2 separate regions of the Mus musculus genome follow, and region 1 is linked to region 2. The links are chromatin loops, found by intact Hi-C in ENCODE. Cell type or tissue: left cerebral cortex. All regions are shown on one strand. Each heading gives the region's core, and the rest is flanking DNA. Links, peaks and the distances in the headings are about the cores only.

Region 1 (12,599 bases), core at 2,375-10,374, 180 kb after region 2:
GCATGCTGATCTCCTTGGCTTTTGAGTGTGGTGGCCAGAAAGGGGATCTGAAGTTTAGACCCCCACTACTCACATTCTCTTGCTGTTCAGGTCACCAATGCTCACTGAACCATAGAGGAAGCAGCTGTACAGAGGGCTATGTGCAGAGGACTACAGAGCAGATGGGACTCAGCTCAGTTGGTAGAATTCTTGCCTGCTGCACACCAGTCTCCAACATAAACCAGGTGATAGCACATGCCTTTAATCGCAGCTCTCAGGAGGTAAAGCCAGGAGGATCAGAAGTTCCGGTCACCTTTGGTTACATAGAGAGTTTGACCAGCATAGGCTTCATAAGAAATACTGATAATATTCTTCTAACTCTCACTTCTTGTTTTACTTCTGTTTTTACTTTTTGTTTTGTTTTGGATTGTTTTCAGGGGAGGGTTTTTTTGGTTTTTGTTTTTGTTTTTTTATTCAAGACAGGCTCTACATAGCCCTGGCTGTTGTGGAACTTGCTCTGTAGACCAGACTGACCTGAACTTACAGAAATCTACCTGCCTCTGCCTTCCAAGTTTGGGGAGGCTGGAAGTGAAGGCGTGTGCCACCACTGCCCTGCCTAAACCCTAACTTGTAGCGTCACACAACGCCCTTCTCATGGCACACTTACACCACTAACCTGAATGCTCTGCTACAAAGAACGTTGCTTGCATTCTCTGGGCGGCAAATGTGTCTTTCTCCTTGATCCTCACAAGCACTAAGGATCCTGATTGAGCACCAGGTGTTTGGAGTCAACTGCCACTGTTCTGTTAGACGGCTCTGAGAGTTTGGGGAGATTGGCTTTGTGAGGATAGGATGAAGTTTTGGCAAAAGCTTTAAGCAGACCTCGTGGGACTCACTCAGCTCTGGGAAGAAGCTGTGTGGAGAACCAGAACCACCCGAGAACAGAACACAGCCCCCAAGAGTGTAGCAAAACTTTCAGGGTTGAATAAGTCAGGAATGTAGATAGGCACGTGGTCCCTGGGCCACGTGTGAAGATGCTGGGAAATAGTTTCCTTGCGTGTTAGATTTCTCCATTAAGCTGTGGTGTCAAAGTTCCCACTGGCTTAGCACAGCTGCCCTGCTAAAAACACATCCAGAGGTGCTTAGCTGTCACCTAAAGGGCATTGTCACCTGGGGCCCAGGACTATCTTGGCAGGAGCCCAGCAGGTCTTCTGCCGGACAGTAGCACAGCAGTGTCCTCCGCTGGGCTCAGCTTGCCTCAGGTGGGCTTCACCGACTAGCACTACCGGCCACACCCACTTTACGTGAAGTATCAGGAAGAGCGGGGACCTTGAGCTCCCTCAGCTGAGAGATGGGGTCTGAACCCAGGGCTGCTGGCACTTTCACCACACACTGGGACCTTTGGTGCTGCTGCTGTTACTGGTAGAGGTGGTGGTGGTGGTGTGTGTGTCATGTTGTGCTAAGATAGGGTCTTGTGTAGACCAGGCTGACCTTTAATCTACTCTACAGCCAACAATGACCTTGAACTTTGGACCCTCTTACCTGTACCTCCCCAGTACTGAGATTGCAGGTGTTGGACGCCATGCCTGGTTTGTGCAGGGCTGAGGATAGAACTCTGGACTTCATAAAAAGCAAGCATCCTACCAAAGGAAGCAAACCCCAATCCCACTCTGTTTTGTTTGTTTTTAAGTACTAGCCACCCCACAGAGTCCCAGGATCAAAACCCATGGGACAGAGAGTCAGTTGGCTCCAGAAAACTATAAGCAGCTTTCCCAGACAGGTCATATTGCCCAAGGACAGAAATATTCGTAAAGGGAGACAGAGCAGAACTGAGAGTTGGGGAATCAATGGGGGAGAGGGATGAAGGGATTAAAGGATGAAAGGAGAGAGACAGCAAGGGAAGAATGAAGAAGGGAGAAAGAGAGAGAACGCAGGAGGGAGGGGAGGAGGGAGGGAGAGAGCGCCAGGAGGGGGCTCCCCTGCTTCACCAAGATTATGAAGAGGAGGCAGGCAGGGCTGCCCCAGCTCCCTCACCACCAGCCCCTGGAGCTCCCCAGCACCTCATAGCCCTTCTGAGTTCATTCTCTTCAACAGCCCTTGCTTGAAAAGTTGACAAATGAGACTATGTATTTACAGTGACTGACACAGACATTCAGTATGTTCAATTAAAACCGTCAGAACAGCAGCCGGTACCTGGAACTGACTGCCAGCCAGACTCTGGCAAGAGCATCACATTTACCTGCTCAAGCAAACTTGCAACACCCCCGAGGGAAGCACAGATCCACCCAGTCTGAAGATGGAACAGAGAATACCCAGAGCTGAGTGATGATGGTAATGGAGTGACCATCATCATTAGCCACCTTCTAAGCCTGTCCTTACCTCCCCCTCACCTCCAGGGCAACTTCAGACCCCTGGAGTCCACAGCTGGGAGAAGGTGCGAGTGGTGTCCAGGACAGGAACATGACTCACCTTCACAATGATATCCATGGCTTCATGGTTTTCCTTCTTGCTCGCTCCAAAGGACCTCACATTGAAGGAGCAGAGCCTTAGGGCCAGGGTGTCATGGAGGGCAAGGATGAAGAGCAGCAGGGAGGCCAGGCGTGGGGAAGCTGGGTGCAGGGACATCTTTGCACTCCTGGGACTTCAGGCTGGATGAAGACAGTGCCTGGCTCACTGACTTATAAAGCAGGCTGATAACAGGAATTACTGGATCCCTCTAGGTCACTTTCACTTCTCTGAGGAACTCACCATCACGCGTTTCAATCCCCAAGGAAATGAAGGTAATGGGTTAGCCATTAGAGAGGCCTCTGGTTTTCTTGTCCTCATGAGGAAAACGTCATGCTGCATTTACAAACCAGCCTCCTTAAAAGCCACTCATAATCTCAGTGGGCAGGGGTGGGGTGGGGTTAGCTCTGATCTCTAGGCATGTCTCCTGTGGTAGCCATGGGCCTCTCCCTGAGAGTTGATGAGCTTGGCAATGTTCACACAGAAGGAACTGGACTGGTGGAGCCACCTGCTGGGGGACAAAGACCTGGTGAACAGTCACCACTGGACACATCTATGCAGTGTCTCCTTAGCAGTCCCCGTGGGTGCATAAGGTCAGGTTTAGTTTGAATTCAGTGAAGCAAGGATACCTTGGCATCTGAGGAAGGTGAGGTGGAGATCCCAGGAGCAGAAGCGTCACAGGCTGAGGCCCTCAGAGGCAGCAGAGATAAAGAGCCAGCAGGAAAGTCCCAGGGTGGGCAGGGCTGGGTCGTGTGACCCAAACAGGTGTTTCCAGTGTCTGACGCAGCTGTGCGAAGCAATGTGTGAGCAGCCAGACAGCAATCCTGCGACATGCACACACTACTGTGTCATCACATCTCATCAGCAGCTTCAGGCTTGCGGTGAGAAGCACAAGCTAACGTTGTGTAATTCTAGCAAAACTCATGTGTGTAAACCAAAGCACCAGGGATGGGGTGGTGGAGCCGCACCCACGTTCCAGATCCTACAAAGCTGATTGGCTAATACCACCGCTCTGACTGAAAACTCAAATTCTCCTGCAGCCATCTTCAGCGCCCTTTAAAGGCCACCCATTGCCAACACCTGTGCTTGACCTCACATCCTGTGACAGTCAGGTAAACCCCTGTTGGAATACATGGGCAGAGCCCTAGCTCCCTCTAACCAGGAATCCAAGAATGTCATCAGGTGGCAACTAAGGCCAATAACATGGGTTTTTCTGCTTTGTTGAAGCCACCTACCTGGTATTCCCACCAATGTTTTCTTTTGTTTTGTTCCTATAAAAACATCCTGAAACTAGGGGCTGTAGAGATGGCTCAGAGCTTAAGAGCACCGAATGATCTTTCAGAGGGTGCCAATTCAACTCCCAGCACCCACATGGCCATTCATCATGGTCTGGAACTCTAGTTCAAGGGGTCCTCTTCTGGCCTCCACAGACACCAGGCATGCACAGGGTGCCAGACACCCATGCAGACAAAACACCCATACGCATAAACAAGCAAACAGAACCCCAAGATGTTATCGTGTAGAAACTCAGTATCTGGGAAGCCTAAATTTATGCTTCTAGGCCACCATCATTCATATCTGGTTCTCTTAGTCCCTATTCTCTCACAGTGGGAGCTGTATTCTTGTGGACCCCTTTGTACCAGCTGATGAAACAGGCTCTCAGTTTCAGCCCCACAGGACAGAGTATACGCAGGCTGTACTTGCACTGAAGAGAACCACCATAGGAAGAGAAGGCTCACGTGTCATGCTTTCAAAATTCTTTGAAATTTCCTTTTTCTCCTTCTCTTTTTCTGAAACAGGACCCCTAGCTCAGACTGACCTCAAACTCCGTATGTAGCCAAAAATAACGTTGAACTTCGGATTCTCCTGCCTTCACCTTCTGAGGGCCCCTGCTCCCCCTTCTTGTGCTTTGGGAGGTCAAACCCACAGCCCCAAGCATGCTAGCAAGCATCCAACCAAGCAAACGACCTCTCCATCCCCTTAGGGGCTCTTGTTTGGCAGAACGGCCATATTTCTTGGTAGGTGCTCCAGATCATGCACACTTCCTCTCCCACTGCCTCCCTCTCGCCCCTTCCACTCCTCACCCCTGCTTCCAGCCCCAGGTGTAACACCCCCCTAACACTAGATCAGTCTAGTTGAGAATGTTGGTGTGGAGGTCAGAGCAAGTGTGCTTCCAGTTACTGGCTGTTCAACCACACACAAATAACTAAACCTCTGTGACCGTTCCCTCACTTTAAAAATGGGCAATATTTGCTCCCATATAGTACAGCTGTGAAAGTTAGTTTTTAACTAAAACGCTAACTTAGCACAATGCCTAGCCTTTCATCTGTGTGAACAAAATATTGTTATCTGTGAACTGGAGAGCCAGTCCAGTGGTCAAGAGAACTTGCTATGCAAGCATGGATTTGACTTGGGAGCCCAGCACCTGTGTAATAACTTGGGCGTGGTTTTTTTTGTTTTTGTTTTTTTGTTTTTTTGTTTTTTCGAGACAGGGTTCCTCTGTATATCCCTGGCTGTCCTGGAAGTCACTTTGTAGACCAAGCTGGCCTCGAACTCAGAAATTTGCCTGCCTCTGCCTCCCGAGTGCTAGGATTAAAGGCGTGGTCCACTAAGCCCGCCTGACTGGGCGTGGTCTCATATATACCTATAGCCCCAGGGTTGTGAGGGATGGAGACAGGGACTTGTTGGCTGTCAGTCTAGCCAAAAACTGTGAGCACTCCAGGCTCAGTGAGCCCCTGCCTCAAAGGAATAAGGTGAAGAGTGGTCCAGGCAGACACTGGACACACTCTTTGGCCCTCCACATCTATTGACACACACACACATGAGCCCATGCTGCACTCACCACACTCATCACATATGCAACACGGGGGGGGGGGGGGGAGTTGGGGGGAGGGAGGGAGGGAGGGAGGGAGGGAGAATTGGAGAAGCAGTTTCTAAAATATCATAGGAAAAGCATTGCTATTTCTAGTTTTCAGATGAAGGAACAGAAAGTCAGAGACAAGACATTGCGTTGAGCCCAGCCATTGGTTATGGTGTGACATCGAAGACTTTCATTTGCTTTCTCAAAACGAATTCTCTTGGCTAATTCTTTGTTTATAGGTACAAAAAGACCCGTATAACTTCAGACTTTGCCTGACCAGTCTGTGACTTGGAGCTGGTGATGTTGCAATGCATAGATTATTAGATCTGCCAGGCTGGGCTAGGGAGAGGCCAACAAGATGCTGGTTTGGGGTACAAATTTCAAGGTAATGCCAAACAAATTAAAAAATCAAGGTAATTTCATTACATATTTTGTAAAAATCAAAATTTATTAAAAAAAAACCATAGTGAACAGAGTATCGATCTTAAATAAGGGCACAAATGGGACCTTGCTTTGGCGTGACTCTATCTTCTTCATTTCGCATTAATTCCGCAGCTGGCATCTCATTCCGGAGTTCCGCGTTGGCCCTTCAGGGTAGAAACTAGAGGAAGCAGCGCCCTCGTCTGGCAGGTGGGAGCACGGTTTCTTGGCTGATGAGCTGGCTGTGCCTTCGCGTCTCCCCCCTCAGTGCTAAACACTGTCCCTCAGATTTTAATCAAAAGAGCGCAGTCGGTCAAACGATACCATTGCAGCTCTTTCTCCAGTTCCTCCCTCTGGCAGCTCTTCTCTCTCACTTTCCTCCCTCCATTGCTCTTCTCTCACAGCTTTCTTGCAAACAAACAGGGCAAGGCCTCTGGAGATACTAAAGCAGCTTGTTGGCATCAAGCTGACCTTCCCAGCCTGACCACAAGAGGGCGCTGTGAGGGCCTGGAAGCAGAGGTACGCTAAAAATTATGAAGTTCTTTCACCTACCTACAATTATCTTCTTACCTTGAAATAATCCCAAATGTACATACAAATCTCAAAAACGGTGAGAAGAAATCATATACTCTACCTAACCTTTCCTTTTTGCTAGCTGCTCTGTGTACAAGTTTTTCAATTCAGGTGCAGGATTCAGACAGTGTGACTTTTTACCCTTAAACATCAGGGTGCATGACCCAGGAACAAGTATGTTTTCTTTATATCCAGATGAGTATTACCAAAACCAGGTTTAACAATGATACAGTATTGTTACCTAATCTATAATATTACTCCGGTTTTGCCAGCCAGTTTAGTAATGTCCTTCATAGTACCCCCCGTCCCCCGGGATCCCATCTAAATTACGCATCTGTGTAGCAGTCTTGCCTTGGGTCCCCTCTAATGTCACAACTGCGCACTGGCATTCCTGACAAGCCAGGCTCGCCACCTGTCCTCAATGGGCCTTAAAGAGAAGTGAAAGTGAAAAGCAGAGAAAGGAGATCCCTTCAGTTGGTCACACTGGGAAGAGGGACAACTAGGACAGTGACTACCTGGAAGGCAAAAGATATGCATCATTAACAGTGCAGGCTAGCCAGGTGGTGGTGGTGCACGCCTTTAATTCCAGCACTCGGGAGGCAGAGGCAGGCGGATTTCTGAGTTCGAGGCCAACCTGGTCTACAAAGTGAATTCCAGGACAGCCAGGGCTATACAGAGAAACCCTGTCTCAAAAAAGCCAAACCAAAAAAAACCAACCAACCAACCAAACAAACAAACAAACAAACAAACAAAAAAAAAACCAGTGCAGGCTAAGGTCTGACCCTGCCTGTCACAGATGCATCACTGTCTAGTCTGATCTGAAAAGTGGTCCCACATTTTGTCAGAACTCCATGAAATCACTTCCTGGGAGGCAAGTCGCCCCCCTCTGCCTGACAGGAGACTGGTCTGACAGTATTTCCCTTAGAACATCTTTATTCTCACTCGAACATTATATGACCCCTCCCTCCATCATAACTTTGACTATCTGAAAGCACACAGTCCAATTATATAGTAAAAGCTCTCTGAATGTGTCTAGCTCTCTCTCTCTCTCTCTCTCTCCCCCCCCTTCTCCCTTCCTCCCCCTCCCCCACTTTTTTTCTGGTCTCAGGTAGCCTAGGCTGACTTTAAACTTGCCATTCTCCTGTCTCAATGTTTCCTGTACTGGAATTACAGGTATGTGCCACCGTGCTTGTCTAGAAATAATTCTGTGAGTCACTGTGATGGCCTTTGTGTATGGTAGCGGTTCTAGAAGAGTGTTTTTGGTGGTAATCACTGCCAAATGACAGAGCCAGGAGCGTTTCCCTCAGAAGCTCCTGGTTTGTGTTAGGGTAAGAAGCTCCATTTTGATTCTGACGAGTTTCAAATACACAGAAACACCAAGCTCTCTGGACACCCAGACTGTGGCATAGGGGTCCCCAGTGGATTATGAGTCATGTTCTCGGAGCATCATATCTTCTTCTGAGTCATCCTACATTAGGCTTCCATAGGTTAATCCATCAGAAGCCACACCAGCTGAAAAGGCAGAGTAGGAAAGCAGGTTGGAGCAGCTGTCAAACCTCAACTAAATGGTGACTCACAAGTGACTCTCCAGGTGGGAATGACACTCTAAGACAGGGAATTCCTCTGTAGAGGAGAGCCTCCGAAGAGGCCCCCAGACCAAACTTAGATGCAGGTCAGTGCCATTCCAGTCCATAGTGTTCTGATTTAAGACATCAGCTCTGGACACTTTGACACGAGTAGTTCTTGATGTGGTATGTGGAATCATTGTACACAGTGGGGCTTTCCAGACACTTTCTCAACAGTTTGCCCTCACAAGGGTGGAGGTTGCGTTACGGAATATGATTGATAGAACTGTGTTAAGAGGTGGTGGAACCATTAAAACAAGATTAATGACTAAGAGGGAGCAGTCCTCTTCTACAGGACTGGGCTTGTTCTAGCAAGAACGACACATTAAGCCAGGTGTGATGTCACATGCCTGTCATCCCAGGACTCCACAGGTGTACGCAGGTTGAGTGAGACAGTCTAAGCTACATGGAAGACTATCTCACCTCCAGGTTGTTACAAACCAATCCTCCCACTGGGTTCTGCTTTCTTCTCACTCTGCTTCTTCCTCCCCATGTTTTCTGCAATGTGTTGAAGCAGTCAGTAGCACACAGCACCTCCCTGACCGGACCTTCCAGCCTTCTGAGCCGAGAGACAAGATGAACCTAGTTTTGTTGTTGGTGGTGGTGGTGGTGATGGTGGAATTGTTTATTTGTTTTGTTTTGTCTTGTATTTGTTTCATTTTCAAGACAGGCTTTTCTCTGTATAACAGCCCTACATTTCCTAGCTATATGTATATAACTAGCTCTGTAGACCAGAACTGGCCTGGAACGCACAGAGATCCACCTGCCTCTGTCTCCTGAATGCTGGGATTAAAGTCAAGCAGCCACCACACCTGGCTCTTGTTTCTTTATAAATCAGCCCAGTATTCTGTTATACCAACAGAACTCAGACTAAGAAAAGCATGAAAGGATGACCAAAATGCCTTCTGCCTTAACTCAGAGTTAAGGAATTAATGGGCTTGTCTTCAGTTTCACTGAGTTTTCTGGGTCTCTGAAATATCTGTATCCAATGGCCAAAAGTCAGTCACAAATTTGAATTGCCACACTAAATCTCTAGCTCAAATCGCCTTGCGTCCCATTGGCTACTTTAGACTTTCCAGTTTGCCCAAGCGTGATATCAACTCAGTCCCTAGGGTACTAGTTTTGCAACACTAAATAAACAAGTCACAGGCAAATCGGAATTAATTGATCATTCTGGCATTAGGGTTAGGTTAGGACGCAGAGGATGGGCAAGCAAGAAGTAGTAGACATAATATTTATTTTACCTAAGAATTTCTTAACATGGATAAATGTAAGAGGTAAATGCTATACTGTCCCTATTGTATAGTAGGGTATAAGCTGGAGCTGAGAGAGAGTAGACAAATTCTCAGAGTGTCCATTGAGTGATCGGCAGAATTGACATGCCAGAGACCAACCAGTGCCCTCATCCTTTGCTTTGCATTGCCCTAAGGAGCTCCTGTGTAAAGGTGGTACAGAGAAAGTCCAGAAACTGTATTTAGAATTAATTCTGGGACTAAAAGCCAATTCTCTACAGAAAGTCAGTGGAAGCTGTTTCCATGGAGACCCACTCACATCCAACCTAGCTGTGTTCAAATGTAGCCGCAATGGTGAGGAGGCGTCGTCACTAAAATGAGGTGCATTTCCAACAGTCCCCCCAGTTTCTCCAATGTCTCCCACAGGTTGTGAATTCAGTGGAGTCTTTACCTCAGCCTGCAGCATGTGTCTCACAAAGCCTCGGAGGTCCTCCAGAGCGCCAGGTTGGTTGACAGGCCCTTATCACCCCTGCAGTGACTTTGGACAAGTTACCCAAAACTGAGGTTCGGTTTCCCTATGGTTAAACAGCAGACTCACAGGCTGCCGCTGAAAGCAAGGGGGTTAATGCACACAAACCGAAACGTTACGCCCAAACTAGGGAAGGAGGAGAAGTTCCGCCAAAGGCTAACTGCTCACCTGCCCTTAACCAGACCAATCTGCTTGGGACCTGGCCTGAAAAGGGCGGAAAGCCGATCACTCTGCTCTCTACCAGCTGCTTTCTTCTAGCTCTCTTCCACAGCACCTCACTGGCTGTGTTTCAGCATCTGTCACCATTCTCACTCTGAGCTCAGCCTGTTCCCTGCCACTTCGGGATCAAGTGGCTCACACACTGGAGCTGTTTCCACTCCCCGTGCAGCCCACTGTGCCGCCAGCTGCAGTGATAGGGTTACTTGTTTGTTTGGCCGCCCACACAGATTGTCCTATGCTGCTTTGTGATTCACTGTCCCCTCTAACCTCAGTTCACAGGAGAGGGAAGTAGGTGTGCTGCTTGCCTGCCTGCCTGCCTGCCTGCCTGCCTGCCTGCCTCCCTCCCTCCCTCCCTCCCTCCCTCCCTCCCTCCCTCCCTCCCTCCCTCTCTCTCTCCCTTCCTTCCTTTCTTCCTTCCTTTTTCTTCCTTCCTTTCTCTTTCTTTCTCAACAGTTTCGTTGTCCTGCAACTCACTCTATAGACTCAAGAGATCCAGCTTGCTCTGTAGACCAGGCTGGCCTCAAACTCAGAGATCCACCTGGCTCTGCCATTGGAGTGCTAGGATTAAAGGTGTGCCCCACCACTGCCCTCATCGGCTTCTTAAAAATCCATCTCTGTGCTGTGCCTCATGTGTGAACTACTGTGCTCCTGTTCTAAGTCCTGAGGGCTCCCCCCCCCCTTTTTAAAATTAGGGATGTTTTTGCTTTTCTTGACTCTGCTCATTCCTACGGATTTTAGAACAATCTTATGTCCCTTGAAAAGTGCTGTTGAAACTAGTGCTGCAGTTACCCCCAGTCTAACTTCAATGCTTTCCTGAGCCCTGGATTCTGGCTGCATCTAGTAACCAGGGGGAGCCCTTTGTTAGAAATCAGAGTCACACCTCAGGGGTTCTAGATCTGCTTGCCTCTCTGCCCTACCTGAAGTGGGACCTTCAAAAGCATAGGCTATTGAAGACCACAGGGATGTTTCTATTTGGCACGATGAGTGGCCTTTTCTCTTGATCTGGTCACTTGAACTAAATTGCGTTATTGGGTACATTTCATTCTATTCTGAACCGCGTTCCCCTTGGAGGACTTTTTCAACCAGGAGCTTTTTTATATGGTGCTGAGAAGTAAGTCAGGATTGAGTTTTGGATTTGCTTTGGATTTCCTAAGCTCTCAGGGCCAAGACCCTGCATAAATCTTTTTGGTGTGATACTCAGTAGTGCCAGGCAAACAGTAGATGCTCAATAAACGAAACAGTACCCCACGTGCTTCGTGGCTTCGCAGGGCAGAGTGGCTATGCCTGCGCCCTAATGACCCCCCCCCCCCAGCACTTTTTGTGAAAGGGATGATTCGGCTTGGCCAATGGGTGCTCGTGCGGAGAGGCGCTCCGGGGAGGGATACTGACTGTATCTCCGGGTTTGATATTTTTTGAACCGGGGATGGGGAGCGTCCCCTGGAGAGCGTCCTCCAAACAAATTCCAGCTGCTGAGACGACGCCTGATGCGGGCTGGGAGGGTTTTTCTGTCGGAGGGCGCGAGCGAGTGCGTTGCGCCTTTAAGGAGTCAAGCCAAGCCCACTGCCGAGAGCGAGAGTGCGCAGGTGCGGGGACCTGGGACTGGAGGGCGGCGAACGGGCAGCAGGACCGCGGTCACTGAGGTAGGTCTGGTGAGCGAGGCAGAAGGAAAGGCGACGGTGGCTACGCTCTTAGGAGAGGGATGGCAGCCTCCCATTCCTACGACCTGACCACCTGCTCCCACTTTCCGAGACCAGTCCCTTCTTCACCCCAGCATCGCAAGGGTGAATGCAGATAAGTCCCAGATACAAACCTCCCTTCGTATTCCATTTTCCCGCTCTCTCTTAAGGTGCAAATCCCGGGTAAAGGCCTGAGACGTCCCCAAGCCGGGTCTCGTCGCCACTGGTTGGCCGCCTGCCAGCCTCCTTAAACCCAGGGATAGAGTGAGAAGTGGAATCTGCATCCTATTTCTCTTCCTCCTCCGGATGCTCCGCGCTTGTAGCAGCCGCGGTGCCTTTCTCCTAGTGCCAGGATGGATTTAGTCCCGCGCTCCCCCCAACTCCTTGCTTCCTACACCACCCTGGAGCAGGGCTACAACTCGCTCTCCTGGTACCAGGGAATCTCGGCACCCTTTTGAGGATTCGTAGTCTCGTTGATTTAAAAAAAAAATGTCAAAGCTTAAAGACCTTGTTTTTGGAGTTTGAGAGAAAACTGGGCAGGCAAGATGTAAATCTCTGTGGCTGATGGTAGAGGAAGAGGAAGACCCTACCTCGTGTCCTTTGAAGTAGGGTCAAAACAGGCGCAGCAATGGGAAGTCTGCAAGCAGCTGTATGGAAGGAGTTCCGAATGTCTGGGAGTGAGTGTTCAGAATGTCAGGGCAAGCGTGCTTAGGATCTGAAGAAGAGGCGGAAAGGGGGGAAGGGGAAAATTGGATTTTTGAAAGAGAGCTCAGAAAAGCGGGTAAACTGAGCAGTGAAGACGTGTAAGCAGCCGCTTTGTGGGGTCTGTATGTACTTATCTCATGAAGGTGATTATTGTACGTACCATTACCTTAGCAGTCTTCAGGCATATCAGCTTTGCTAAGAGGCGGTCTCCTGGCTAGGTGACTGACAAGTCCAGTTGGATCAATTCTTAAAGACCGTGCTTTACCGGGAGGAAAC
Region 2 (12,599 bases), core at 2,221-10,220:
CCACAAGATCGCTCTTGTCGTGAGGGAACTGTTTCATGCTGTGTGTGTTTGGCAGCATTCTGGGCCAGTAATTGGGAGGACTATCTCCTCTCTTCCATGGTTACAATGTCACCAGAGACAAGATTACCCCTGTTTGATGTAGTTCAGGCTGTCCCAGAAACAGATTTCGAGGTGAGGGTTACACAAGACATGAATGGTGGAGAAGAAAGTAAGGCCACCAGTGTTGTTAACTAGCTAGTCAGACATTAGCAGGCTGGAGGTGTGGTTGCTAAGCATAGACGCCCTTCCTCTGTCACCAGCTTTGGACCTCTGTATAACAAATGCCTTTCCTTAAGATTTAAAAGAACGAAGCCAGACTACGGGGGTGCACACATTTGATCCCAGCACTTGGGAGGTGGAGGCAGGCAGAGTTTGAGGCCAGTGTTGTCTATAGAAGGAGTTCCAAGGCAGTCAGGACCACACAGAGAAACCTGTCAAAAATGAAAGCAAACCAAAACAAAAAATTAAAAGATCATATGAGGGGCTGAATCTTATTCTGTAGAGTGATTGTCTGGCATTCATGAAGCCATGGCTTCTATAGCCACCACTATATAGCCTGTACATTTCTATAATCTGCTCAAGGTACAGAGATGGGGGTTGGGAGGTAATCAGAAGTTTGAGGTCATGTTGGGGATGCAACTCTGTAGTCAGAGTGCCAGCCCAGACACCAGAAGACCCAGATTGGGCTCCCCAGCAACTCCTAAACCAGGATGGTGTGACCAAGAAGTTCAATGTCTTCCTGGGGCTTAAACTCTGCTAAGTAGTGGCCTACATCCTCGGGCCTTGCTTTCGAATGTTCCTTAGGAAATAGGCCTTCTCCTACTTTATAGATAGGATAACGGAATGAGATTCACAAACTCTGCACCTGGGCTGCAGCTTGCTCACCAGAAGTAGATGCAGCTCCCAAGCTCTGATTTCAAGACCTACTGACTCTGCCGTCCTTCCCCCTCCCAAAGAAAGGAGCCTGCAGGCATCTTCAGAGAGGGACTCAGAGCACCAGAAAGGTTAGCCTGGGGTCTGATGAGTCAGGGAAGGCTGGGGACATGTCCACAGCAGTTCTGCTGACACAGGTCTGATGTTGGCCTGGCCTTTGTCTGGGTCTGGGTGGGACTGTTTCAATATGAGAAATAAAACAAGTTGGCCCTGCCAGTTTAACAGGAAGCAAGGAGAGAAAACAATATTGGGGGGAGGGTTAGGAAGAGGCAAGAGCTCTGCAGCAAATCTAACAGGCCTCAGTCTAGAAGGATTTAGTCTGAGGCTACAAGAAATCAGGAAGAGCAGACTTTGCTGGTAGCCACATGTGTTGGTAATGAAAGACTCAGAAAGGAGCCCCTCGCTCAGGCCTCAGGACAATAGCGGACACCCAAGAACTCACGATAGACCGAGCTTGTTGCAAACCACATGAGGCTTTATTGGGGAAAGCCAGAGCTCTGGGGACGACTCATATCCCACGCAGGGGTAGAGGAGTCAACCTCGAGGGGAAAGAGGTTCCAGTTTTTATAGGCCCTCAGGGGGGAAAGGAGAAGGGGGAGAGTAGGGGATTTCCAGATCTAAACAATGTCTATTCTCATGAAATGGGTATGGGAGGGGTACAAGGAAAGAGTCTAATGAAGGTGCAGCAATGGGCACACACCTGGTCAGAACATTGGCAGACACACAGGTTCGAGGAGTGGCCAGAGCATTGTGCACCTCTATTTTTCTAAATCAGTGAAGCTAGTTCTGCTAACACTGACATCTATCTTGCCAATTTCAGGGCTTCTGTGTCCTTTTACATTCTGTCAGGATCTTTCAGTAACACCCTCGAAGGGACATGGGAGCAGCTTGCAGGCTTATCAAGGGACTATAAAAAGGAGTCTGCTTAACTCTAACTTCTTGGTTTCCTCTAATGAGGCCACATTGTTATGAAATAAAATATTCATCCACAAGCAAAGCCTGTACCTTAGTAACTGGAATGTTAATAATCGTGCAGTAATAATTGATCAATCCCCATGTACCAGCTATATAGCAGCACAAAGACTGATGTAGAGGCCAAGAGAGATCCCTTGCAAGTGACACCCACTGCCACTACAACCACAGACCAGTGACGAGAAAGGAAGCCAAAAATTCTATTCAAGAGGGCTCATCTGGGTGTGGCATGGTGGCACGCGCCTATAATCCCAGCTCTTGAGAGACAGAGGCAGGAGAACCAGAAGTTTAAGATAATGCCATTGTAGTCTACATAGACTGTTTAAAAAAGCAAACTGAAAGAGAACTGCAGGGGAGGTAGCCCATGTGAAGGGCTAGGTTCAACCCCCAGCACCATATGGTGTATGGTGGTATCTACGACTGCAAGGCTAGCACGTGGGAAGGAGGAGCAGGAGCTCATTTTCATGCTCAGCTATATAGTTAGTTCAGGGTCAGCCTGAAATACCCAAGACCATACCCCATACCGCAAAGCGAAAACAAACAGAGCCTGTGAGTGGTTCAGCAGTTTAAAGCACTTGCCACAAAGCCTGACAATTTGAGTTTGATTCCCCCTGAAATCACATAGTAGAAAGAAAAAGAAAAAAACCAGACTCTCATAAGATGTCCTCTCTCATCTACACACCAACTATGGCACTGCATGCAGACACACACACAGGCACACAAACAAACATCTATAACACTTACCCCAAATCATAGCAAGCTATTTCTTTGATTTACTCCTCACTTAAACATGTGTGTGTGTGTGTGTGTGTGTGTGTGTGTGTCTGTGTGTCTGTCTGTGTCTGTGTTTCTATGTGTGTGTGTCTGTATGTGTTCTCCTTTTCCTAAGCATGGGTACAAGCTTGCATGTTGTACACATAGATCACCAAGAGATCAACTTTGGGTTTTGTTTATAAGAAGCCATCACCTTTTTTGTGTTTTGTTTGTTTGTCTTTGTACTGGCTAGTTTTGTGTCAACTTGACACAGCTGGAGTTATCACAGAGAAAGGAGCTTCAGTTGAGGAAATGCCTTCATGAGATCCAACTGTAAGGCATTTTCTCAATTAGTGATCAAGGGGGAAAGGCCCCTTGTGAGTGAGACCATCTCTGGGCTGGTAGTCTTGGGTTCTATAAGAGAGCAGGCTGAGCAAGTCAGGTGAGGCAAGCCAGTAAAGAACATCCCTCCATGGCCTCTGCATCAGCTCCTGCTTTCTGACCTGCTTGAGTTCCAGTCCTGACTTCCTTTGGTGATGAACAGCAGTATGGAAGTGTAAGCCGAATAAACCCTTTCCTCCCCAACTTGCTTCTTGGTCATGATGTTTGTGCAGGAATAGAAACCCTGACTAAGACAGTCTTGTTTTTGATTAGAGTCTCTCACTGGCTGGAACTCACCAAATAGGTTAGTTAGACTGGCTAGCCAGCAAGCCTCAGGGATCTATCTTCCACTTCCCAAGCCCTGGGGGTACCATACCTTGCCTTTTTCTATGGTTGTAGCAATCTTTATTCTTATGCAGAAAGTACTTTACCAACTTAGCTACCTACCTAGCCCCAGGTGTGAGTGAATGTGTGTGCGTGTGCGTGTTTGTGTGTGTGTGTGTGTGTGTGTGTGTGTGTGTGTGTGTGTGTGTGTAGGATAATATTGTTACTGTTTTAGAGACAGAGTCTTGCTAAGGCTAGCCAATGCTGATCTCAAACTCTCAATCCTCTCCCTCTTTGAAATTCAAGGCAGACAGAGGTCTCTAGTAAGTGTTTTAAAGAACAACCCAAAGATGAAGTGCCCCTGTCACCATATCCTGTGGAGGGGAGGTCTGTGGCATCCCGTTGTTCCCCATTCACAGGTGAGGCTGACTTTGACCACAGAGTAAGGGGGATGCTTGCCAGCTTCTTCCACCAACAAGCAACACTGTGCTTGTTACACAGGACCTCAGTCACTGAGTTCACCTCCAACTTGAAATCTGAATTTTACAAATATTAATTTAATTGACTTTAAAAAATTCTAAGGCCACTGTGATATACATGCTGGCAATCTTAGCACATAGGAGGTGGAAACAGGAGGATCAAAAGTTCAAAGGCCATCTTGGCTACATGAGGAGTTTGAGGCTCACATGAACTATATGAGACCCTGTTTGGGGGAGGGGAGCTGCACACGACTGAGCACACTGCAGAAAAGAAAATACCTCTCCCAGGCTGGCGGGATGGCTCTGCGGGTAAGAGCACTGACTGCTCTTCCAGAGGTCCTGAGTTCAATTCCCAGCAGCCACATGGTGGCTCACAACCATCTCTAATGGGATCTGATGCCCTCTTCTGGTGTGTCTGAAGACAGCTAGTGTACTCATAGACATTAAATAAATAAATATACATACAATAAATAAATCTTGAGAAAAGAAAGAAAATGGGTGTATAAGGACTCTGTCTCGCCAACGTAATGTTGGCTATGAATTTGGTTACTGTTTGCTTATGAATCATCCCAGAGGTATTTTATGCACCGACAGGTAATTATATACACATATACAACCTGTATTTATATAGGACCAGAAGCTTTGCCCTATTGTTCTGTACTCGACTGTACGGTTGCATGGTCTAGTGACACCCTGTAGATAGCTGACGTTTCCCTCCAGGAGGAAGGGGTAAGTGAGCCAAGTTCTGTGTGGCAAAGGTCCCCCCACACCCACTCTCAGGAGTTCAATCTGGAGAGATAATTAGATCTGATGTTATGGACAAGGAAAATGGCAAGCAAACGAAAATGAAGTTAAGGATCCAGGTTCGCTCCCTGGGTGTATAAGGACTCAGAAAGCTAAGTCACTAAGATAAACTGTGAGGTGTTCTCCTAGTATTATTACTGTTTCTTCCATACCAAAGGAAAGTATAAAAGCTGGAATGAGAGCAGACACTGGGAGCCTGAACCAGCAGAGGTCAGTGACAAGAGCTTCCTTATAAGGCAGGAAGGACTGTTGGGCTTTCTAGTATCAATCTCCTTGGATTGATATGTTTGCAGTTAATTGCTTTGTGGAAATGAGTAGAGCAAACACCCCACCCAGGGCAGGGACAGGATGTAGATTCTTCAGGCCTGAAATGTCAGGCTGTAGGTCTCACACGATGGGTGTCCCACACCCCAGTTGATTCTGCATGCAGGATGAAGGCTGCCCCCCTCAGTCTGCAAGCACACATCCATCCATTCACCCACTCACTCATCTGTCGTCTACATCTCATATGGCAATTCTACACCAGGTACTCAGCTGTAGTTGAGATCACTCTAGACCTCTTGCTGGGGTATGCAGACCAGCATGGAACAGATATCATTCATGTCAGACACGTATCTTCAGTTTCTTCGAGACCTTAGATCTCCATCTGCTCCTCGACACTGGGGGGCCAGGGGGGAGACAGCCAAGCTGAGCTGAGGGCTACCAGGCTTGGGATGTGGAGAGAAAGGAACTGAATTCTCAGGCAAAGGGAAGAGAAGAGGGACACCGGTCAGTAGGTGCCATGACCCATTTATCCGGCCCTTTCTTGGCCATCATAGTTAAAAAAAATAAAACATAACAAGATCTTCTGGACTAATCAATTTGCCTAATACAGTCAACAGGGTCTTCAAGAGAGTTCTAGGAAGACCTGACTATGGAGAACTGAGGAGATGACAGGGTGAAAAAGGTATCTGTGCCTTGTTTTACCGGCTTTGAAGACAAGAAAGGCATCGTAAGCCAACACATGCACCTAGCGTCTAGAATCTGGCACGGCAAAGGAGCAGATTATTTCCCAGAAGCTCCAGCAAGAAATGCCTTGGGCCAATGAACCCCAGACGGGACATCTAACTTACTGACATGCAAGACAGGAAATCTGTGTTACACCAGCAAAAAACTTCTAATAGCCATAGAAAACAGTTCGTTTTCACTACTGCTACTCAGATGGACGTGGTATTGGACTTTAAGGCTGAGTTCCTTTTCTTTCTTTCTTTTTTGTTTTGTTTTGTTTTGTTTTTGTTTTTTCGAGACAGGGTTTCTCTGTGTAGCCCTGGCTGTTCTGGAACTCACTCTGGAGACCAGATTGGCCTCGAACTCAGAAATCCGCCTGCCTCGGCCTCCCAAGTGCTGGGATTAAAGGCATGCGCCACCACGCCCAGCTCTGAGTTCCTTTTCATTTAGAAATCAACGTGTCTAATTTACGTGCAGACTCTGAGAAAAACACTTTCCTCTCACTGAACCTATAGATGGGTGGCATATTCCCTCTTGACGCAACCATTCCTTCTAGGCTAGTCCCCCGCCTCCTCGTGTGCCCTTATTCTAGGCCTTTCCCAAGTTACTTTCTCCTTGCTGGGCAGTACATCAGGTTGGGGATACTTAGGAAGCACCACCCCACCCTACCCTCCGGCGTAATGCAGGCTTTGGACCGTAGAGGGCGAGCGCAGCTAAGGAGTTCGCTTCTATAGGGTAGAAACGGGGCGGAGCCTCGGGGGCGGGGCGGCGTAGCGCGCAGGCGCCAGGCCAGGCTACTTCGCGCCCGGGGACGGACGAAGGCAGTCCTGATCCTGTTGCGGCTAGTATAGCAGCGCTTTCTAACCCTCTCCCCACTTGCCTCAGTTCCCCTTCCCCGGGCCCTTGGGGCTTTTCATCTCAGTCCCTGCAGCTCGTTGTTTCCGCGTACTCTCTGCCTCCAGGATGCCGGTGACGGAGAAAGACCTGGCGGAGGACGCGCCGTGGAAGAAGATTCAGCAGAACACGTTCACGCGCTGGTGCAACGAGCACCTCAAGTGTGTGAATAAACGCATCGGGAACCTGCAGACCGACCTGAGCGACGGGCTACGGCTCATCGCGCTGCTCGAGGTGCTCAGCCAGAAGCGCATGCACCACAAGTACCATCAGCGGCCCACCTTCAGACAGATGAAGCTGGAGAATGTGTCTGTGGCTCTGGAGTTCCTAGACCACGAAAGCATTAAGCTCGTGTCCATTGGTGAGTGTTGTGGCCAGGCCCTAAATTTGCAGTAATCGGGGGGTATCCGGCAGCGCGCCCCACTGCGCATCGCTTCCCGGGTGTGAGGGAGGGGGAGATGGTCCTGGGATGAGGACCTAGGAACATAGGCCTTTCCGCGGTGCCATCTGTGGGCTGGGACCTGGCGTGATTGCTCGACACGGTGCTCCTGGCGGTGCCGCTGCAGTGTTGGGGTGGGTTAAGCACTCAGACCTTCCAGTCACACCTGGAATTTAATTTGCGGGAACTCCTGGGATTGCTGGGGAAATCGTCTGCTGACCCTAATGACAACGCCGTGGACTCAAGTACCAAATCCCTACTTTACGCTAGCCAGGTGCGCCTAGAGCTGAGTGACCCGCCCGGCTGAAAGGGCGTTGGCTTCGAGTCTGGGCGTGGAGACCTAGGACGCGACCGCGACCGCTCTCTTGCTTAGGATCTCACCACCTAGGTGGAGACGAGGACCTGAGACCCTCCCCTTCTTAGACCGGAATGGGTGTGGGCTCTGAGGTTGGAAGGGGCGTCACAGGGGAATGTCCTCACTTCCTAGCTCTGGCTCAGCGCTGGCCGGTTCCTTCAGGTTGAGATAATTTAGTGGTTGATAATAATTAATGTGTGTAGAAAAGGGCTTGACTGGCGCTGGCTGTGTGGCTCTCTGAGTTATTGACGTCCGGTGGCCTGAGATGTTCTTAGGCCCATTTTACAGAAGAGGGGACGTTTACCGGGCTAATTGACGTTCCCAGGGCCACCTCCAATGTGGTCCAACTTAGAAGTAAAGCAGTCCCCACCCCCTTTTCCTGGGTCTTCCTGAGAGAGTTTGAGTCCTGCTTTTTTCCTCCCGCCTTGGGTGAGAGAATTAAGACCTCGAGTACTTTAGGCTTCTAAAGAGAAAACAGGGCTCTTGAGAATGTGTTTTGTGATGGACAAGGGAGGTGTGTATTATGCCCGGGCTCACTTGTTTGCCCCCGTAGGCATTCGTGTGTGCACATATAGCATCTATTTATGAAAGTTTTTTTTTTCCGTACACAGTGGGTGTGCAAAGTATTATGTAGAGGATGTGTGCACTTCGTGAAAGGGATTCTTAGGGCTGAGGTTTCTTCCTGAGGAAGCAAGGCCATTCTAGTGACTCCAGTGACAGAAAGGAAGGAAGGTGGGTGTGGCTTCTGGGACTTTCTCTAGTGGAAAGGGGTTCCCTCTGGACTGAGCCTCCTCCTGGCCTCGCCCTGGACTTTCCCCACACCTGTGCTGGCAGGTAGATGCGCTTGCTACTTCCTGGGGCCAGGCCGCTAGCTACCAGCCTGCCTCCCAGCAAGCTCTCCCTCCCAGGGGTGGGTTCTCAGTGGAGGAAGCTGCCAGGGGTGCATCACATGGGGGGTGGGCATCTCTTTTATTGAGGAGGGAGGACCTCAGAATTCTACAGGAACTCTACTTTCCTATGAAGAGTGATTTTCAAAGCCTGCCTGGCTGAGCTGGACTTGCCTTCATCCATTGTTTTAAATGCTATATGTATTTCATTAACTCAACAAAGAAAATTAAATTAAACCAGGAGTTAAACCTGACAGAACTGCTTTTAGAAGAAGAAGAAGGAGAAGGAGGAGGAAGAGGAGGAGGAGGAGGAGGAGGAGGAGGAAGAGGAAGAGGAGGAGGAGAAGGAGAAGGAGAAAAGAAAGAAAAGAAATCACAGCCCCAGAAAATCAAGGACTTCCTAATTGACTAGCTGTTTACTCGTGGGCTGCTGCTCCCAGCCATGCTCCTCCAAGCTTGTGGGTCTCATTCTGGCCTTGCCTGGTGGTCCCTCACAGTTTTCTAATTGGTCCTCATGATTTCCACTCGAACCTGCTGAGGCCTGAGCCCCCCATTGCCTAACATCTCACAGTTATCTTCCATTCATCTGTTACCCATGGCCAGCTGTGTCAGTAGTCCTTCACAAGTTGTACTGTTTGATTTGTCTCTTTAAAATACTTCTTGGATCATATTCCCCAGAGTAGTATTCCTAGGTTAGAGGGTGTGACCACATACAACTCCTCCCTAGCCTCCCTATTGCTTTCCAGAAAGATCTCTCAGCAAACAGGTTTTCCAGCCTCTGGAGACCTATCCATCTTGCCAGGGGCCCAGACTGCTGCAGGAAGAAATGGAGCCTAGGCCTAGGGATAGATGTCATAGGTAATGACCAGCCCAAAAAAAATGTCATCTGGCTTGGACCTTGGTTCGCGTGTGTTGTCTTGTGCTTGCCATGACAGTTTTTACTAGGGCCACCCACTGTATGTTCTGTTGACTGTTCCCATTGAATAGCCAGGATAATCAATCAATTGATATCAATTAATGTCCTTCTGATAATGATCTTCTCTAACAGTCCCCTAGAGGGTCAGGCAGGGGTTGAGTTCTGTCCTAGGCTGCCACATGTTACTTAGAAAGCAGTTGCTGTTGTTAATGATGCTGTTGTTAGTATTAGTGTTTCCTACTTAAAAAGACAGGAAACAGAAATGAACCAAATTCTAGAGGCAACAGGGCTAGGAAGCCCACGGAGCCCAGAATGCATGATTGCCAAGCTATTGAATTTGAACTTCGAGTGGATTTCTTTCTAGTGTCAGAGAGCCAATACAGCCTCCCTTCCTCTTCCCTGCATAGAAGGGTTGGTAGAGCTTACTTACACTTTGCAGTTCCAGGGTGTTGAAGCTGGATATCCACAGTCTGAACCTTAGCCTCAGACGCAGTAGGTAGGGATCATGGGGGTCTTTGATGAGAGAGAGGCAAGATTAATCCTCTGAGCTGTGATGACATCTCCTGGAATTAAATGTTGTAACTGTCAGGAGGTGTTTTGTCTTGCGGTTGGTTGACTGTTGAGGAATAGCTGCTGTCTCCATTGGTGGCGTTTTATTGAGCATTCTTGTTCTCCGGGGGCTCATGTTTACTCCATAACGGGGGATGCTTATTGGATGAATTCAGAGCATCGCTGTACACCGTGGCTAACGCCCAACAGTTTACACTGTGAGAACCTTTAGAATCATGTCCGTAAACCCAGCTGTGAGACATGAGATGGTCAGCAGCTGCCAGAGGCCAGTGACATATCTGCCAATAACTTCTGAAAGACAGCCATGGCTATTTGTTTGCTCACATTTGTGGTTTATCAGAAGTTGGTCCCACCCTAGGCGCTATCCCAACATTGAGAGTTTTGTTTAGTTTCCTATGTCTTGAGCAGTTCGCAGAGAGGCTCAGCCTGCCTGGTTACAGGGTTTTTGTCAGGAGTTGGCAGTATTATTTACTTGTTTTCTCCACAAATCTTTCTGACTTTTGGGCAGCCCAGCTTACTTTGGAAAGAAAAGAAGTCTCCAGGCCCAAGAATGACAATTGAGGCTGCTAGAAATTTGGGTAATCTATTATGGTTTGGTCCTCTGAAAAAGGATTTTCTTCTTCCCCGTTTACAAGATGCAGCTGACGCTGATGCACAGGGTCAACCTAGGCACTGTTAGTGTGAGTTCCTAAGCCTTTGGGTCCCTGGCTGGGTCACCATGCCACTAGCATCTCCTTCTTTTTGTCTCCTCATCACTAATCTGATGCAGTTCCCATTTGTGATTCCTTATGAACGAGCAAGCAAAAGCCACTGTGTTCTTTTGGACCATGAAATCTAAGAGCCACAGAGAGTACTTATGTAGCAAAATCTCAATTTGTTAGAATTGACAAATTCAGGGCCATTTGCAACAAGACAGAAGCACATTACTGTGAGGTATATTAAGGGCAAAGGGGGTCGGTCAATTCTCTCTTGCCACAAAGTAACTATTAAAAATTTTCTACACCTCTATTGTCTAATTGCTGAAAGAGAAATAATAAATAACACCTTAGAAAAGTTGTTGCAAGGATAATTTTACATATCTTTTGCTTGCAATAAAAGTTAATATTCCTAAAAGTGGCTGAAACAGGGACTGGAGAGTTGGCTTAGTAGCTAAGAACTCTTGCTGTTCTTGCAGAGGATCCGAGTTCAATTCTCAGCACACATACGATGTCTCACAACTATCTGTAAATCCAGTCCCAGGGAATAGTGTGCCTCTTTTGAACTCCATAGGCACTAGGCACACACACATGTATGCAAGCAAAGCACTCAAACAATCAACAAACAAAACAAAACTATTGTTTGAAGTGGCTGGAGTAGTGCAGGGTACATAGCGAGTGCTCTGTGAGTGCTTGTTAACTAGACAGGCTACTATGAGATTATCTCGGGTTGGGCTGGAAGGGTGTGCGCATTGGACTGAAGCTGCAAGCCGCGCTCTCGGAGGCCAGTTCAGCTGGCTAATGTTGATCCTACTTGCTAAAATAGAGTGTGGAGCTGCTTAGAGGATGTCTACTCTTGGAAGGGGGTGACCCTGCTGTGCTCTGGCTGCCCCCAGGATCCATTCACACCAGCTTTGTTTCTGAGCTGGACAGGAGCTCCAGGCGCCTGTCATTCCAACCTCCCACCCCGTTCAGGAATCTCTGGGCCAAATCACTTCCAGATGGTGGCTGCTGGGCCTCTGCTAAGCTTTAACAATGGTGGAGCCAGCATGCCAGTGAGTGGCTGCCTTCATTCTTGGAGGGTCTGTGGGAAGAAGGACTTTTATATGGAGCCAAGTATGTCTTTAGGCACTCCCTGACCCACGGGTCCAGGTTCTGCCCTGTGAGCAGGCAACACAAAGTGGGCTGCTGACGGTGTTCAAACCCAAAGCTTTTTGACCATGGCAAGGGATTCTAGACATCTTACTTTTTATATACATAGAATCAGCAGGTTCTAGGCCTGTTGACCAGGCATGGACTCAAGAGCTAGACTGCTTGGATTGTAATGCTCTCACTCTGCTCCATAACAGCTCTAGTGTGTTGCTTTAATTTTTCTAAACCGTGGCTTTTCTATCTGTAAAATGAAGGAAAGTAATAAGTAGTCCCTATAGAGTAGTGGCAGGGAGTGGAAATCCGACCAGCCTGGATCTAGAGCTCAATTGGAAGAATTCTTGCCTAGGATATGCAGAGCCCAGAATTTGAACCCCAGAACTGAGTGAACCTGTCATGGTGGCACTCACCTGTAATTCCAGGACTTGGTAAAGTAGAGGCAAGATGGTCAAAAGTTTGAGATCATCTTCAACTACATGGCAGATCTAAACTTACTCTGGGCTACATGAGACCCTGCCATTCACACACACACACACACACACACAGATGTTAATATGTTCATTGTTAAATTTTTTTGTTTGTTAAGAGTCTCGGGCTGGTGAGATGGCTCAGTGGGTAAGAGCACCTGACTGCTCTTCCGAAGGTCCAGAGTTCAAATCCCAGCAACCACATGGTGGCTCACAACCATCCGTAACAAGATCTGACTCCCTCTTCTGGTGTGTCTGAAGACAGATACAGTGTACTTACATATAATAATAAATAAAAAATCTTTAAAAAAAAAAAAAAGAGTCTCATGTAGCCTAGGCTAGCCTTGGAATTGCAGATAATGTCGCCTCTTCTTTCCAATTTGAAATCTATACAGAGCCTTTTGTATGCCAGACAACCTCTCTACTAACATGTTATACCCTTAGTGTCTTGGCTTTTCTCTCTTACTTCGTCTATTTTATTATCTTATGTTTAACTTTACTCTTTTTTTATTCTAAGAAGCTGGATCTGAATTATAACCCCGCCTTAAGCCTGAT

What was found. A loop is a pair of places that touch in the nucleus more often than their neighbours do. Peaks named below come from ENCODE experiments on the same cell type or tissue, not always from the same donor. Only the 100,000 strongest peaks of a DNase experiment are listed, where the experiment ranks them.
Region 1: it touches region 2 in a loop (8-fold over the local background); 19 of 42 quality-filtered maps call a loop at or near these places.

Annotation. Positions count from the first base shown.
Region 1 is chr14:7,991,382-8,003,980 of GRCm38, forward strand. It overlaps Dnase1l3 (deoxyribonuclease 1-like 3), which reads right to left and starts at 2,801. Exons shown (of 8, transcript NM_007870.3): 1 at 2,449-2,801. The coding sequence starts at 2,604. Abhd6 (abhydrolase domain containing 6) reads left to right here and starts at 11,507. Exons shown (of 9, transcript NM_025341.4): 1 at 11,507-11,582. Gm30244 (predicted gene, 30244) reads right to left here. Exons shown (of 2, transcript NR_168596.1): 1 at 12,484-12,599; 2 at 12,111-12,333. In left cerebral cortex, for the core only: CTCF peaks have their summits at 2,995 (motif pointing left) and 6,203; DNase peaks (open chromatin) are centred at 3,016, 5,994, 6,207, 9,562 and 1 more place; H3K4me3 peaks cover 577 bases; H3K27ac peaks cover 988 bases.
Region 2 is chr14:7,811,517-7,824,115 of GRCm38, forward strand. It overlaps Flnb (filamin, beta), which reads left to right and starts at 6,441. Exons shown (of 46, transcript NM_134080.1): 1 at 6,441-6,927. The coding sequence starts at 6,636. In left cerebral cortex, for the core only: a CTCF peak has its summit at 6,370; DNase peaks (open chromatin) are centred at 2,391, 6,410 and 7,627; H3K4me3 peaks cover 2,071 bases; H3K27ac peaks cover 1,242 bases.